Regions from separate parts of the Homo sapiens genome. Here region 2 is linked to region 1. A link is a contact called in ENCODE Hi-C or POLR2A ChIA-PET data. All regions are on one chromosome and are shown on one strand. The core of a region is the stretch at or near the end of the contact, and the rest is flanking DNA. Distances in the headings are between cores, read along the strand shown.

Region 1 (5,944 bases), core at 947-3,446:
TTTAAGTTTCCTAAGTGGAAAAAACACTAGGTTTGGGAAAAAATTAGAAAAACTTGTGTTAGTTTCCTAAGTGGAAAAAACTCTGGGGTTGGGAGAAAATTGAAAAAAACTGGAAGAGACTTAGATTATCTTTTCATACAATGCCCCCATTTTAGAGCTCCCTGTGAGGAAACACAGGGAAGAGATGTGATGTCCCAGAGGCCACACAGGAAGTGCAAAGTCTAGCTGGGATTAGACTGCTGCTCTCTTGGCGCCTCGCTCGTGGGCTGTTTCCACTGCACCCCAGCCCCACCAGACCTTACTCTCCTAGGGTGGTGCTGATCATCAGTGATTTTCCTGAGTCCCACAGGTGACTGTGATATGGAAACAATGGCTGAGAACCAGGTTTAGCAATTTGCTTTGCTTACAAAATTATTGTTTGGTGTGTTAAATATTACTTTGCAGTTTAGTCAATAGTAATTGAATTTCTTTTTATGAGGTTAAATTTTTGTTTCATATGAATGTATAGACTGTGCAACATGGGCAACCTAGATCACTTAATTTTTGTTGTTTAATGGGAAGAAGGCAAAAATTTGGGAGCAGAAGAAACTGTCAATATTATTATCAAAGGAAGATTTGTATTTTCTGGATTTTTGCTTATGACTGACAACCTACCAGCATCAGAATGTGGCTTGCTGGGCTTTGGGCAGCATTTCCTTGGTAGATTGCTTTTCTGGGTTCCTAGCTGGGTTCTGGGACCATGGCGGGGAGGTGTCCTGACTTTTGGATAATTCAGACATGGCTATAGGAGACAATTTCAGACAGGCACGTGACACTTTTATCCCTAAGCAGAGTTGGAATGAATAGGTAAGAGTCACAAAGATTGCCAAGGAAGGTCAATCATTTTTACTAGGTTTCTCTTTATCACATTAGGTATGTCTTAGAAAAGGTAAGACAGACTTATGTTAAAGGAAAACTGGGCACTGTGAGACTCATGAAAAATATTCTTGGAACTTTGTGATCCCAGGGCTATTTCATTCAAATGTTCATTGATTCGTTCATGCCTGCATGCTTTACTCTTTTATCAGAAAGGTCGTCCTCTAGGCAGCTGCTTACCTTCTGTAGGATGATGTGAGCTTGTGTTTCCTGCAAGTCCAATCTTTTGGGATGAGGACCCTTTCTCCTTGCATCTTTCTTGAGAAGTTCTTGTAACTGTATATCTTTTCAATTCAATTTCCAAAATTTGTCGGGCTTTAATTGGAGACATTATAATGATATTGTGAAGGAGGAAAATAAATGTATAATTTAGATGTCATGAGGGTTGCTTATAATTTATTATAAACTTTGTCATCTTCGGTCTAGAACAGCTGCAGAGAGGGCTGCTTTTTTTAACTGATGAAAGAATGTTTTGACTTTCATATTTCATAGAATCAAGAACAAATTTAACTTAAATCCACAAATAATATTTGTAATGCTACTTAATACCATTATTGTTCATTTAAACCTCCTTTCTCTTGGACTCCCCTTTACCAGAATGCTTATAGGAAAAAATGCTGTAAGTTTTTGAGTTTCTTTTTTGTTTTTTCCTCATCAGGAATCCCCTCCAAAGAGAGGCAATTTAAGAAAGAAGGAACAGCTGGGTGCTGCAGTGGCTCACACCTATAATTTCAGCACTTTGGGAGGCAAAGGCAGGAGGATTGCTTGAGGCCAGGAGTTCAAGACAGGCCTGGTCAACATAGTGAGACCCTGCCTTTACAAAAAAAATTTTAAAAAATTAGCCACGTGTAGTGGCTTAAGCCTGTAGTCCCAGCTGTTCCGGAGGCTGAGGCGGGAGAATTGCTTGACCCCAGGAGTTCAAGGCTGCAGTAAGCAGTGGTCACGCTGCTGCACTTACCTTGGGTGACAGAGTGAGACCCTGTCTAAAAAAAGGAAAGGAAGAAAGAAGATTCTCCTAGCCTGGTCCTGAACAGCTAGAAACACTTGTCTTGCCTCCCACACTGAGACATTGTTCACCTAGGTGGAAAGGGCTTATAGATTTCTGGTGGCAGAAATCTGTCCACTCACCACATGAGGGTTGCCTTTAAGCACTGACGTGGCTTAAACTGCATTTGACCTGGTGCTTCGGATTCAAGCCAGTATGACTCATTATTTCAGATGTTTGGTTTGTGCTGTTATAGTTGAAGCAATCTGTAAGGAAAATAGAAAAGCCTGTTGTAAAAATATAGTCTGTCTCCAGGAAGGAGAATCCCCACGTCCTGACTGGAGGCGGGATGTCTGCACATGGCTTGTCTAACTTGTTATTTTACCTTAGTTCCTGGTTTGAAGCAGTCCTGAAAACTGTTCATCAGTGCATGTTGAGATGGCATAGCTGATTATTTTCACATTCTTGAGTGTGAATTCGAAACACACAGGGTACAAAGTTTGCTATCTGGTCCCTGAGAGATAGCTAGGCCAGCCAGGCTGGTCCCCAGACTCTATTCTAAGAGCAAGGAAAGAACACAGTGCTAGCACCCACTCAGAAGGCTAGCCACATCAGATGGTTTCTCTCTGAAGTTGAGATGTGACATGCAATTTATATTCTTTCTTTGGTCGTTGGCGGCTATGTCCATTCTATATGTGATTTAGTAATTAGGGACTGTTTGGCTTTCTAGAATCAAACAAAGACTATTATAAAATGTCAAGTTTTTTTACCTTCAACTTTTGCACTGTGTTTTCAAGTAAAACATTCTGCTAACTTGTAAGTTTGTCCCTTTTCTCTTTCTTGTGTCTTGGTTCTTATCCCAGGGGAACACTTAGGAAAAATTATAGAATCCCTACCCAAACAGTGTAGTGAAGGAACTGTTCATGATTTGTAGGGCTCTGGCTATGAACTGACTGCTGTGTGCCAGTTTAAGCTTATAGCCACTATTACTTTATTACAGGATTTTGATTAATTTGTTAGATGGTGGCTGTGTGTCAGCTGCTTGTTTTTAGAGCTTTCACCTGGGTGAATAATAGCTTCTATCTATTATGTATGTGCTAGAAACTTGATTTAACCCTTACAGATACATTAGACAGCGTATATTACAGATACAGTGAATAGCTAATAGTTAATTAATGTGTCCAAGGCCACACAGTTAGCTGACATCCTGCCCAAGTTGAGTCGGAGGATGTCTATACAAAGCTATGCTGCCTCTCCCCCTAAAAATAGGGGAACAGAGTTAACATGCTACATAGGGCCGAATGTCTTTAAGCCTCTCTTCTTGTCTAGTGTTACAGAAATAGCCATTGTTTTAGAGAAGCAGGATTGCATAAAGGCTAAGAGCCAGGATAACTGTCTGGCCCCCATACTTAACTAGCTCTGAAACCTTGGGCAAGCTCCTTAACCTTTTTCTATCTTGGTTTCTCTGTCAGTGCATAAAATAGTACCTGGGCTGGTGAGGCTTAAATGAGTTCCTATCTACGAGTTATTGGAAGAGTGTTCATAACAAGCAGTATGCAAGAGTTTGCTATTTTTGTGTGTGTTACCTTGAAGACGAATAGGAATGAGATATCCTCTCCATCCCCCCTCCTTCTTGCCTCATCAAGCAGGGTTCCCTGGGTCAGCTTGTGGATAGGTTTCAGAGTAGGGAAGGACTGGGGACAGTCATGCCGTCTGGTTTGTGAGTGAGGCCTTCATAGACAATTGGTCCAGCCTTGCTCCTCTAGGCTGTGTATGGAGCTCTCAGGTTCTTCCACACACACTTGGTCCTTCCAGTCTCTGGTCTGGTTACTTCTCAGGTTGCCTCTTCTCCCAAAGAGTGTATCCTTGACCACTACCAGATGTACTATAAATACATCATTGCTTGTTCAAATATTGATTTAGTACGCTCACCTGTTACCCATATGTTTCAACTAGCATGGTCACAATGGTATATCATAAACCATGACCTTCTGGAGACAGGGACCAGGTCTGTGAGGACCTTATGGAGCATTTTTTAAAAGAGCTTTTTGTCATGAAAATGATACTGTTTTTGGAGTGTGAAGGGAGAGGTGCTCGGGAGAGACAGCTGGGGCCTTTAAGTCCCCAGGCTGTCTTCCTCAATCGAAAACAAGAGGTGGAAAGATGTCACCAGGGATCTCAGGACCTTGCACTCTTGACTTTAGCTCTTCTTTTCCTTAATTCCAGGAACCTAGATGTCTTACTTGAGGGCTGTGAAATCTTTCTCCTGATTCCCATGGGGATGAGAAGTGAATCAGGAGTGTCTGATGCAGATACTGTGTCTGCTCCCCGGGAAAAGCACTCACTGTGAGCAGCAGCTGGCATCTCCTTTCGCCCCCCGTGAATGTCAGCACCCGGTAGTGTCCTGGAACTGCTGTGTAGTGACTGCTTCCAACCAGACACCGGGGACAGAGATTATGCGCGAGTTGCCAAAACCAGGCATGGGAGCACCTGTTGGCTTTTGTTTTTAATTGTGATAAAATACACATAACATAAAATGTACATTTCAAGCATACAGTTCATAGTATTGAATGTTTTCACACTGTTGTGCAACCATCACCACCAGCTCCAGAACTCTTTTATCTTGCAAAACTGAAACTCTGTACCCAAGAAACAATAACTCCTCATTCTGAATAATTTTTAAAATTCAGAAAGAGTAATCTGGATGGCCAGGAGTAATTCAGCTGATTGTGTGTGTGTGTGTGTGTATCTGAATTTTTCACTAAGTTGAAGAGTAATGTGTGTGTGTGTGTGTGTGTGTGTGTATCTGAATTTTTCACTAAGTTGAAGAGTAATGTGTGTGTGTGTGTGTGTGTGTGTGTATCTGAATTTTTCACTAAGTTGAAGAGTAATGTGTGTGTGTGTGTGTGTATCTGAATTTTTCACTAAGTTGAAGAGTAATCAGGCAGAACTTAATGTAGATGAAAGTGGAAGTGAAGAAAGCAAAAGATGCTCAAGAAGGGCCAGTCTCGTACATAATTGTGAAACTTTGGTGGAGAGAGAAGGAAAAAGCACCCTGCTTCCCGCACTGGGCAGAGAATTTATGCAGTTTGCACTGAGAAGTAGAAACCACACAGGAGACAAACCCAAATTAGCTCTTACTTTTTGTTACTCTTAGAGCGTCTTCTAGAGGAAAGAATTCCCTCAGTAGAATTTGCTGTGGATCTGCAGAGGCTACCTCTGAAATCTGAGGCATCCATCCCGCACTCCTTTGAGAGAGGTGCTCTCTGTCCTTCCTGAGCGTTTGGGAGAGAATGCCTTGCCGTGTCTGAGTACTTCTGAAGTCTTCCAGAATTTCCTGGCTGGAGTTCTGTTGCCACGCATTTGACTTCTCTTTGACCCCTCATTGTAGGTCCATGTTGCTTGTTAAAGGACTATTGTACTGCCTGTTAATTGAAGACTGTGCTCTTGAGCACTGGGAAAAGACCATCAAATGAAAATGAGTTGAAGGGAACCACGTCTTTCAGACACTCTCCAGATGGAGCAGATAGTGCCCACTTCCCAGCCCTCCTGCGCCAGCTCTGTCTCTAGGAATCAGTTCTCAGACCTGTCAACCACATGTTCATGCCAGTTGTGTGTGCCCAGAAAGAACAATAAGAAAACCTGGTGATTATATGTGCTGCCCTTTATTTTTCTCCTATCCGTGTTCTACATGTGCCTTGTGTTTGCTCTTGCTGCCTCAACTAGTAAGCTTCCTTTCTGTTTCTGCAGCCCCCATGGCACAAGGTCTCCTGGCTTCTCCTCCCCTCCTTTCCCTTGTACCAGAGTTGGTTTTAACAAAGCTAAGTGTTCCACAAGAATGTCTTATTTAATAATTGTCAGAAAGAAAGTGTTCCATAAAGGCAGGAGGGTAGACGCGACAATGTCAAGGATTACAGGACACAAAGGATCACAAACATTTTCTCAGAGTTGGCCTCGGGATTTGCTTTGAATTTTATGTTGTCATCCTCTCTTCCTACCCCCACTTTCTGCCTTGCTTTTCCCAGATGATTTCATTGAAAAGCA
Region 2 (5,977 bases), core at 3,021-5,520, 68 kb after region 1:
AAAATTGATGTTTTGTTCATTGTGAATTTTTTTTTTTTTTTTTTTTGAGATGGAGTTTTGCTCTTGTTGCCCAGCCTGGAGTGAGTGCAGTGGCACGATCTGTGCTCACCACAACCTCTGCCTCGTGGATTCAAGCGATTCTCCTGCCTCAGCCTCCCCAGTAGCTGGGATTACTGGCATGCACCACCATGCCCGGCTAATTTTGTATTTTAAGTAGAGACGGGGTTTCTCCATGTTGATCAGGCTGGTCTCGAACTCCCGACCTCAGGTGATCCGCCTGCCTCAGCCTCCCAAAGTGCTGGGATTATAGGCGTGAGCCACCATGCCCGGCTCATTGTGAATTTTTAAATTTTGATTTTAAGAATATTGTATAATAAAATATTATTTATCATGATTAAACCATTTTGCACCCCCTTAAATTTTGTGCCTCTGCTGAGTCCTACTCTATGCCAGGCCTGGCCATAGGTTCTGTTAATGAAGAAGGGGAGAATGGGTATTGGGTAGGAACCTAGCAGTCTCTGCCAAAGAAATGTTACCCTCTGCTTACTCAAATCCTTGCATTGCTGGTGATGAAATGAGTAAACTTGTAGTTGAAGGGACACCGTTGTCAAGGCAGGGGCTATGGGGCATTCTTTCTGCCACCCAATACCTGATAAGAAACAATCCTAATCCTTCTAGAATAAATGGGCAGTCATATCTTCATATTTGCATATGGAATTCTCTGGCAGGTACAGGTGTTGTTGGTGACCAAGGATGAGTCTGTGTGGTCAGAGTCTTATGATCAGTTTGGGTTCCATGTTATAAAAGTGATTAATAAGGCCTGACCCAATAGGTACAGAGTCAGCAGCCATGGAGCATGGAACTTCTGGGAAGAACCACTGACTCACAAGGCCTTATCAGTTGCTGTAGAACTCAGGGCAAATGACCTCACTCCATGATGGACGCTTTGAGGAAGGGAATAAATGAATAAATACATCATATCTAGGGAGAACTCACTCCCCAGCACCCTGTTCCGTGTGTAGACAAATCTCTTGGGATGACTGTTTATGGTTCAGCCTGATTTCATGTGAACCTTCTTAGTGGTTATGCTTCTACAAGAAGTATTAGAGAAACAGTAGACTAAAGCCACATGTATATGTGAAACCAAAAATGGTTAATTTTCTGTTTTTAAATACTAATGGTATAATTTGATTATTAGAGACATGGGTTAGAATTTTTTCATTATTTTTAACAGTCACTTGGTATTTCAGAGAAACTCATTTTTTAAATTAAAAAATTAAAAATTTAAAAAAATTATTTGCAATTTTGAAAAAATTTTACTGATGATGTTTAGCTATGAATTGGAATGTCCTTGAGTAATTTACTAAAAATAATGTGCCTGATGGATCTTATGGCTTAACTTGGCATGGGCAAAATGGCATTTGCCCAATCTTCTGTTCTGGGAACTAGTTTATTTTCTCTCCCTTCTTCCAGTTTCCACAAATTTGGTCTTGCAGGTAGATTTTATTGTAATTTTTAAAATAAGTTGTAAATCAGTTAATACCTGAAATAAAAAGACAAGTGCTGTTGGAAGAGTTGGTACATTCATGAGCCTGATTTTTGCAAAGATATTAAAAAACATTTTGTGGGTATGATTCACACCCTGATGCTTTTATAAATTCTTGCATTGCACAAATTTATGATTCAGTCTGTCAGATGATTTCCTTCCTTGAGACTCTCTAATATTGCAAAAATTCAGTGATTTGTTTCACAAATTCTTTCATCTGTCTCGTCATGTAATGCTTTCTGTTCTTAAAGCTGTGAGCATTTTCTTTTTTTTTTTTGAGACGGAGTCTCGCTCTGTCGCCCAGGCCGGACTGCGGACTGCAGTGGCGCAATCTCGGCTCACTGCAAGCTCCGCTTCCCGTATGCTACATGCCAGCCTTGCTGCGTGGCCTGGCTCCATCCTGCACCAACCCCCTGTTACTGCTAGGCTGCAAAATGCTTTCCAGGGGCAATGTGTGGCTTCATGCTTCAGGGAAAAGTGTTATACTTTCTCTCTGCTTTTCAACCTTTCACAGGAATACTGTGACAGTAAAGCGAGGTCATCAGTAAGAGTCCTTTTCAGTTCTTATGAAGGCAGTTGCTACAGGATTCCAGGTGTTGGTCTGCGCAAACTTTTAATTCTTATTATTTATTTAGAAATAGGTCCTCACTCTGTTGCTCAGGCTGGAGTGTAGTGGCACAATCATCGCTCACTGCAGCCTTGAACCCCTGGGCTCAAGTGATCCTCCCACCTCAGCCTCCTGTGTAGCTGGGACTACAGGCGCATGCCACCATGTCTGGCTAATTAAATTTTTCTTTTTTTTTTTTTCAGAGACGTGGTCTTGTTATGTTGCCCAGGCTGTTGAACGCCTGGCCTCAAGCAGTCCTCCCGTCTCAGCCTCTCAAAGTGGTGGGATTACAGGCATGAGCTACCATACCTGGGAAAAGTTTTAAAGTATGAAAATACTTGCCTTTGACAGGGCTCTGCCAATTAACATTTGGCTTTCAAAAAACAAGCTGTTTTTATCTGTTAGCATTAGGCTGGTTAAAATAGACGTATCTTGGTTGTTGGTATTTATTAACATCTTTTGAATGTGGATGCTTGTGACTGTCTTGGGTGTTGAAGGGAATGCTCTATATTTATTGATACACTTAAATGGCCATTGCCTCAGTTTCCTATTTGTGAAACATAATAGCACCTACCTGACAGCTGTGAGGGAGTTAAGGGGTGGTGCATTTAGTGGGTACACATACATAACTGTGCCTGCTGCTTTGGTAGGGCCTCTAAATGGCACCATCATTGTTAGTTATTGCTGCAGAAACACATTCTATAACCAGTGTACAAACATGGTAATGAGTTAACATGAATACAATAGAGCAACGGTCCCCAACCTTTTTGGCACCAGGGACCTGTTTCGTGGAAGACAATTTTTCTATGTATGATGGGGTGGGATGGTTTCAGGATGAAACTATCTCAGATCATCAGGTATTAGATTCTCATAAGGAGCATGCAACCTAGATCCTTTGCACACACAGTTCACAATAGGGTTTGTGCTCCTATGAGAATCTAATGCCACTGTTGATATGACAAGAGGCAGAGCTCAGGTGGTAATTCTGGCTTGCCACCACTCACCTCCTGCTGTGCAGCCCAGTTCCTAACAGGCCACAGACCGGTACTGGTTTGTGGCCTGGGGGTTGGGGACCCCTGCGATAAAGGAGTCTTAGAGCATAAAATGGAGAGTGTGTCAGCAGAGTTGAGTTAGAACAATAGAACTTGGAAGCCCATAGCAGGTACAGTTCTGTGACTAAGTGCCCACAAGAAATGCATTGGTTTAAGCATTTCAGTATTGTTTTATGTTACTGGGAGCACAGTTAAGCCAAAGAGAGATCCAATTTTAGACAGATAGTGGTGGTTCAGAGATGGAAAATAGCTGGCAGCTCCAGGTTCAGAAAATCAAGGAGGGTTATCAGAACTGAGAAACGAGAAATAAACAGTAGAGATCAATGACCATTGGATGTTACTCTTAATCGCTTACACTCCTCAGGATTCAGAACGAGAGGTGTTGCTGACTTCATGTTCTTATCCAGGCAGTTCAGTAAATGCCATGTATCTGAATAAATAAAGCTTGGGGTAGGGTGGGGACCAAGATGGGTAGCTAATTTTCCCAGCTGAATGATGTTGTTTAGTCTGTCTTTTGCTGGGACTAGAAACTGTTGTAATATTACAAGTTGAAAATTTCACAATCTTTTTTTTTTCTTTGTGAAGTAAAATCTGAAATCCTTCGTCCCTTGACTTCATTAGAAGTGCAGTGAAACTGGCCTTCTAGATCTGTTTCCAGTCAGAGGACTTTATATACAAAGTTCGTGAACACAAAAGGGTCTGGTGAAATAACGAGATGGGAGGCTGGTCCAAATTTCTGATCCTTTTGAGTTAAAAGTCATTCTGAGCAGTGGCTGTTGACTGTACCACCCAGGGGGCAATCTGCAAGTGCGGTTGTCATTTATTAGCCTTCTTTACTTCTAGGCTCTCAGTGACTTCTCATTTGAACTTTTGGAAAAAAAAAAAAAAAAAAAAAAACTCCTCATCAGCATTAAGAGCTTTCCCGAAGCTTGATCTTCAGAGTCTTGCTTCCTGATTTCCAGACAGAACTGAGTTAAAAACATAGTAACTGGGTTCGTTTGTTTTCCTGTCTCCAAGGCGTTTGGCCCCATGTTAATCTTCCCAGCTGAGGCAGGAGAGGAACACTTAGTCACTCACACTGCTCACTGACATGAGCCAGCAATGGAAATGGTGACTTGACAAAATGCTGGCCGGGGAACTGGAGTTCTCCTTCAAGCAGGACCAAATATTTCCCAAATTAATTCTGACAAAGCGAATTTAACATTCAACCTTCTGGAGTTTCTCAGAATAGTTTAGGGTATTTTAAGTCAACTCTGTATTTGTTGCCTGTTATTCAAATTTCTAACCTCAACTACCTATTGGGTCCTTCCACATTGGCATCAAATAGTTTTCTTTTCCAAGCTGGGCTATGGATGTTTTTATCTTGTGAAAATTCCCCGGGAAAGCGACGCCATGGTGATGTCTTTGATTGGATGTTGGGGTCACATGGAGGGTGCTGTGTAGCCTTCAGGAAAGAATGGAGGTCTGTCTTGTCTTCTTCATTTGGTTTTTGAAGTGCATTCAATTGACAATAACATAATAATAGCATATCATGGTAAAAAATCACTCGCCTCCACTGGGTTTTTGTGTGGACCCAACTTGGGCTCAGAAGATTACAGATGGTTGGGGCACATTGTTGAATGTTAAAGTGTGCAGCCTTAAGCACTAGGCACAAGCCCACTGCTATTCTGGGTTATTTAATTTACTTTGATGAGGAAGGAACGATCTGGTGCATTTGAATGACAGAATAGATAACTGCATATCACTGGGATGTAAGTATAACATGGGTTCAGAAGAAGACCGCAAAGACAGTATTTCAGTAAATATTGCCAGGCTTTGTCTCACAAAGACTTGGTTGTATTTCTGAGTGGCTAATTAGGAGGTGTTTTCAATTTAATGTTGCATTCGCTATGAGTCAGATAGAAAGTCAAGATGATTGTTTTTAACAGCTTATTTCAGACTTCAGCTACCGGAAAAAGTCACTGACTATTTCTAAACCCAAGGAGATTTGAGTGCTGATTGACTCACAGTATTTGTGTTCCAGTGAGTCCGTCCACACCCAGCCTGTATGTGACACACAAACTTGGAGTGTGGGGAGGAGTGGGGAGGCAAGAAAATGGAGTGCTCTGTAGAGTGGTGGCGGGGGCCAGGGCTACAGAGGCCAGCAGAAGAGGCAGAGAGCGGGGCTTTGTTCAGTTTCCTACTGAGGGGCCGGGGAACAGCTAGTGGGAGAGACCCAGGTTTGAAGCCCCTGGCACTGGACTTGGGGAGGCTGGGGTGGCTCTGCTGCCTTCTTCAGCAGGCTCAGATAGGAAGAAGCTGGAAGGCAGCTCTTGACCAGAGAGGAGGCTCTATCTACCGTGCTCACACTTTCCTACTTCCTTGGTGTTGAGCCATATTACTTTTCTTCTTAGCTCCATCACAACTGTCCTCTGCACCTTGCAGTGGCCATTTTCAGCTATTTAGATACTCACCAGCTCTCACTGTGGTATCCTATTCCCAAACGCAGCATGTTTATTTTAACTTGTGTCTTCAAGCAGTTTTTAGAAGGTGCACACTTTTACCTTTTCCTCTTTGTGTCAGGATATTTCTCCTTAGTCTGTATCCGTTTTCGCATTTCATCTCTTTTCTCTTTATTCTCTTTACTCCCCACTTTATCCTCCAAGGGATGAAAACAACTTGATTTTTATCAAGGTGAGTGTTAATAAGTGGCCGTGTGTTTCTAACACACTAGCCTTTGTGCCCTGTACAGACTGCTTAGATGTGAGCTGTGTGGGCATTCGTTCTTATTAA

The links. A loop is a pair of places that touch in the nucleus more often than their neighbours do. ChIA-PET counts read pairs that join two places held with the same protein, here RNA polymerase II (POLR2A). Pooled maps may share reads with other maps.
Region 2: a map of endothelial cell of umbilical vein shows a loop between it and region 1 (5-fold over the local background). The contact joins two enhancer-like sites. A Hi-C loop is called at or near these places in 3 of 168 maps with a recorded cell type or tissue (PC-3, endothelial cell of umbilical vein and mammary epithelial cell) and 5 of 50 pooled maps. POLR2A ChIA-PET finds 5 or more read pairs at or near these places in 4 of 52 experiments (A673, HepG2, MCF 10A and 1 more).

The regions. Positions count from the first base shown.
Region 1 is chr5:78,591,488-78,597,431 of GRCh38, reverse strand. The region is part of intron 2 of LHFPL2 (LHFPL tetraspan subfamily member 2); the gene reads left to right. Among named protein-coding and RNA genes, the nearest start is that of LHFPL2, 54 kb to the left of the region's middle. RefSeq lists a silencer at 62-266 and an enhancer at 112-406. Within about 2 kb of position 2,196, at least 17 of the 41 ENCODE cell types and tissues checked have a DNase peak (open chromatin) inside an H3K27ac peak, as active enhancers do; they include PC-3, endothelial cell of umbilical vein and mammary epithelial cell, where a contact is called at or near this core.
Region 2 is chr5:78,525,489-78,531,465 of GRCh38, reverse strand. The region is part of intron 3 of LHFPL2 (LHFPL tetraspan subfamily member 2); the gene reads left to right. Among named protein-coding and RNA genes, the nearest start is that of LHFPL2, 120 kb to the left of the region's middle. Within about 2 kb of position 4,270, at least 16 of the 41 ENCODE cell types and tissues checked have a DNase peak (open chromatin) inside an H3K27ac peak, as active enhancers do; they include PC-3, endothelial cell of umbilical vein and mammary epithelial cell, where a contact is called at or near this core.